Regions from separate parts of the Homo sapiens genome. Here region 1 is linked to region 2. A link is an interaction called in ENCODE POLR2A ChIA-PET data of the cell type or tissue named here. Cell type or tissue: GM12878. All regions are shown on one strand.

What was found. Peaks named below come from ENCODE experiments on the same cell type or tissue, not always from the same donor. Only the 100,000 strongest peaks of a DNase experiment are listed, where the experiment ranks them.
Region 1: POLR2A ChIA-PET joins it to region 2 with 6 read pairs; 2 of 35 experiments call an interaction of 5 or more read pairs at or near these places.

What each region holds. Positions count from the first base shown.
Region 1 is chr15:94,252,006-94,254,505 of GRCh38, forward strand. All of the region lies in intron 1 of MCTP2 (multiple C2 and transmembrane domain containing 2), which reads left to right. Among named protein-coding and RNA genes, the nearest start is that of MCTP2, 22 kb to the left of the region's middle. In GM12878, no CTCF peak of the experiment used is centred here; no DNase peak of the experiment used is centred here.
Region 2 is chr15:92,907,594-92,910,093 of GRCh38, forward strand. The region is part of intron 2 of CHD2 (chromodomain helicase DNA binding protein 2); the gene reads left to right. Among named protein-coding and RNA genes, the nearest start is that of MIR3175, 4.4 kb to the left of the region's middle. In GM12878, no CTCF peak of the experiment used is centred here; no DNase peak of the experiment used is centred here; H3K4me3 peaks cover 1,304 bases; H3K27ac peaks cover 1,264 bases.

The DNA.
Region 1 (2,500 bases), 1.3 Mb after region 2:
ATTTATCGCATTTTGTTCATTCGTAGACACTTGAATTGCTTCTTTTGCCTATTGCAAATAGTGCTGCTAGGAACATCGGTGTACAATTATTTAAGTCCCTGCTTTCGTTTCTTTTGGGCAGATACCCAGAAGTGGAATTGCTAGATTATGTGATGATTCTATGGTTATTTTCTTGAAGAACTGCTACATCATTTTTCCATAGCGGCTGTACCATTTTACATTTCCACCAACAGCACACTAGGGTTCCAATCTCTCTAGAGTCTTGCCAACACTTGCCATTTTCTGTTTTGTTGTTGTTGATAGCCATTCTAGTGAGTTTAAAGTGTGTCTCATAATTTCCATGTACATTTCCCTAAGAATTAGTGATATTGAGTATAACGTTTTTACAGAGCTTACTACAGTTGTAAGACATGACCTTTTGAATTGTCATTGTAAGAAAATTACCTGGCAGATCAAAAGATCTGGATTCTAGTAATGTCTCCATCTTTAATTAGCCATTTGACCTTCAATTCTGTTTGACAACAGTTAATTAGGCTGTGCTGTGGTAAGTGCTGATCCCCTCATGAGGTGACACAGAGTGGAGAAAAATAAACCACAAATTTTTTATTCATGCCTCTGGTTTACAGATTTTTTTTTTTTTGGTCTCAAAGTAAAAACAAGGTATCACAGCTTAAACTTTTCTAATTCTAAAGTTTGTAATCTGTCACCTAAACTTATAAGTGTAACTTAGATTCTCTTCAGACCTAGGTAGGGTTACCAGCCATCAAAATAAGACATGAAAAGTATGATATAAGGGAAACAGGTAATTTTGAAATTTTTGGAGGATCTGTGGTTAATATCTGAACCTTATTTACAATTTCTACTTATTTATAAATTTGATTAAAAATTAGCATATCTTAATTAAATGTTGTTTATTTTATCTTATCTCTTGTCATACCTTGCTTTTCTGGCTTCCCAGCTCATTACAGCCTGGCTTCTGTGTCCCCGAGGTGTCTGCTGCCCTCCCAGTAACCAAACAAGTTGGGGGCACCTCTGCTTCCCTCAGCTGACTTTTCTGCAACATTTGCAATTGTTGCTTACTCCTTGAAACTTCCTCTCTCTTTCCTCTGTGCTGCCACTAAAAGTTAATTATTCCTGTGGTTCAGCACCCAGCCTTGTTTGCTTTTCACTTTACACACTTGTTTGAGGAGAGACGGTTCCTGTCTTCCACATTTCCATCTCAGATTTTGCTCTGAACTCCCACCTTGAATATCCAGTTAGACTATATAGTGTGTCTCAACTTTGATAACTTATCAGTCTTCCACCTTACCTTCTGTAAATGGCTCTTGCTCCTCTTTCCCTGTGTTAATTGGTGGTTCCACCATATTACCTCTGGCCTATCTAGGCAACTTAAACACCTGCTGCTGCCTGCTCCCTATTCCTCTCCAACACATATAATCAGCAAATTACAAAATTCAGCTTCTCAGTCCCTTCATTGTCATTCTAGTTACATTTTTTTGTGGTCTAGCCTTTATCACACTGGATTAATGCATCAACTAGGTACTGCATTAGCATCTCATTCTTAACACCTCCTAGATCACACAACACTGTTGGAATTGCTTTGCTATCTGCTTCTCCTACTGTACTCTGAGTGCCTCAGGAGAATAAATGGGGTGTGTATTTTATTCCTTGAGCTAATGCCTAGGGGAACTAAAGGATACTGTAATAGTCTCTCTCTTAAAGTCTCTCTTTTTTTTTTTAATGCACAAAATGTAAGTTTCACATCGTTGCATGTGACAGACCTAATTCTACTGCAGTATCACACAAGTGTAACCATTAAACTCCAGAGACTGAAACAGTTTTCTCATCAGCTTAAAAAAAAAAATCTGGTGGTAGTATAGCTCAATGGTGGGTTGAAACACATCTGCTTTTTACATGATCCTTGATGCTCCAGAGCACACTGTTTACTTTCACTTTCAATGACTCTAATTTCAAATGGTATAGATCAAGGTTGCACATATGTGTACATAGAGGATGAGACTGTGGTGGGTGACATGTTAGAAAGCTGTGAATACCTCGATATTTGATTGGCAACAGCAAATGTTTTCGTCATAGCATTGGAATATTCTTGATTGCTTCTGTTTATTATTGCTTCTTATTTCCTAGCATATTTGAATTGCATCACTTTCTGATCAGCCTTTGTAATTTTCTTTACCATTTCCCATTGTGATGCACTAATAATTATTATACAGTGTCTCTTCAGGTTTTTAAATTCTTATTTTAGAATGATGACTGCTTTGCCCAGAGTAGAGATTTGGTGATCCCAGTTACGTAGGGATGGCAATCTAGCCTAAGGTATAAGCACAGATGTTGTGGTCAGAGAGAACCTGGTTCGAATCCTGGCACTAATACATACTGGCTGACAAGTTGCTTCATGTTTATAACCCTTGATTTCTTCTTACATAGGATTGGTATTTTTACTCAGCTCTGTTAACATTTGTGAGGAATTAGAAAACTCATG
Region 2 (2,500 bases):
TGTTCCCAGTTTAGGCCAGTGAAGAAGCACTTATGATTGGACTTGTAATTTTCTCATTTTAAAAATGTAGATAATGGTCATCTTCATTGGGTCATGAAGATTAAATAATATAGTGCCCATAAAATGCTTAGCAAAGAGCCCATCACATTAAAAGTGCTCAATAAATGTAAGCTTTTAGTAAGGTTATTTTATTCTTACTGTTTGTTTCATCTTACTTTCTTGCACCCCTCCTTCATATCCTAAGTTCTTCTTCAGGAGCTAGGTTGGCCCTGAGGAACTCGCTGGTTGTCTTGGCCTACCAGGAGAGTTTGTTTAGGCCAGTTACAGGAGAGATTTGTGAGAATGATTTTAGGAGGCAAGTCCTCATTTAGTCAGCTTGGGTGCGTTTTACAGTTCATCCTCTCTTAGAATTTTTTTTTTTTTTTTTTTTTTTTGAGAAGAGCCAGCCTTTTGAGAGAGCATATGACTCTTCCTGGACTACAACAGCTTCTTGTGTGAATCACAGCCCGGCTTTTGCCAGTTAGTCTGAGTAGATAACTACCCACCCCCACTCCCCCAAGCTGATAATTATTACCCTGGTTTATCCTCTGTCTCATTTCCCCTCTCAAGCTGTTAGAGAATGAATACTGAATACTGTGGTGCACTGCTCCATGGATATAAATGTAACAGCAGTAATATTTACAACCAATGTCTAATTGGCTGTAGCTTGCTTTCAGTGTTCAGTCTAAACCATAGGACTATATATTTGTCTTAGCATAATGCCGAACATGCAAGTCTGCTTAAACTATAGTCTTAAGATTTGTGTGTTTTGGGTTTCCTCTACTTCCTCTATTTCCTGTCTTTTTTGGGTTATAGGTCAGATGGGTTCTACTTTTTATTCCCATTTCAGACTGTGGAGAGCTTCTAAAAATACCAGTGTCCATCCCTGCCCCTAGGATCTAGTTAATTTTTAAAAGCTCTCTGTGTTTCAAATTTGCATGTGTTTCTGTATGTTTGCAGTATCTCCGTGTGTTTTCAAATCTTCTGATGGAGCACTTCGTGTACTTTAACCCTTGGTCTTTCCATTGCCTGTCCCATTTTTAAATTCCCTTTTTAGTCTTAATAGCTGCTTGAGTTAGGACCTCTGGAAGCAAAAGTGGGATAGGATGCTGACGGGGAATTGTAGGCTTGATGGAAGAGGATGTTTCTATATTAAATGTCATGGCAGATCCAGTTCTAGGCATACCTTTAAAATGTATACACAGGCTGGGCGTGGTAGCTCACTCCTGTAATCCCAGCAGTTTGGGAGGCCCAGGCAGGCGGATCACTTGAGGTAGGGAGTTCGAGAACAGCCTGGCCAACATGGTGAAACCCTGTCTCTACTAAAAATACAAAGATTAGCTGGACATGATGGTGGGTGCCTGTAGTCCCAGCTGCTTGGGAGGCTGAGGCCGGACAATCTCCTGAAGCTGGGAGGCGGAGGTTGCAGTTAGATGAACTGACACACCACTGCACTCCAGCCTGGGAGACAGGGTGACCAAAAAAAAAAAAAGAAAAAAGATAAAAAATGTATATGCAGGTGGGCTTTCTCCCCTCAAGATTCTGAATTCCTTGTAAGTGTCTTCTAGTCGCTTTAAGCTCTTGTGGTCGTCTCTTCCTTAGTGTACTCTCCTTACATCCTTTGGAAGTTTAGATTCTAGAATTATTTACTTGGAATGCAGTTACATTCCATTCTAAACTTCCTTTCCCTTGGGTTTATAAAAACATTGGTGGGTTGTGAATTGTGACCGACATTGAAAAAATACAAAAGAATGTGGTAATAAACTCCAGGGTGTATCCCATTTGTATGGGTTGTTTCTAAGTCTAGCAGTGCCTGCTAGCTGGTAATCTTTCACTTTGGATTTTTTGTTGTTGTTGGGACAGAGTCTCACTCTGCTGTGCTGGGATTACAGGTGTGAACCATCATACCCAGCCTCGTGGTGGTATTATAGATGCCTGAGGCTGGATAATTTGTTATTGTGGGGAGCGTCTCATACACAGTGCGGTGCTGCAATCCCAGTCTCAGGTGGGATTTTCCCACCTCTGCCTCCCAAGGAGCTGGGACCACAGGTGTGTACCACCCCACCTGTCTAATTTTTGTAGAGATGGGTTTGGACCATGTTGCCCAGGCTGGTCTCTAATTCTTGGGCTCACCTAGACCTCCGAAAGTGCTGGGATTACAGATGTGAGCCACCGTACCTGGCCTTCACTTTGGATTTTATCAGGAAGGAATATTGTACATGGTGAACATTTTGTAGAAAAATACCAAAGTAGATTTATATTTATTGAGTGCTTACTCTGGGTAAGGGACTGTTTTAAGGGTTTTACGTGTGTGTGTGTGTGTGTGTGTGTGTGTGTATGTATATATGTATATATATACACATATATACATATATATAAATTTTTTCTTTTGAGACAGGGTTTCACTCCCATCTCTCACACTGGAGTGCAGTGGTACAATTTCGGTTCACTGCAACCTCCA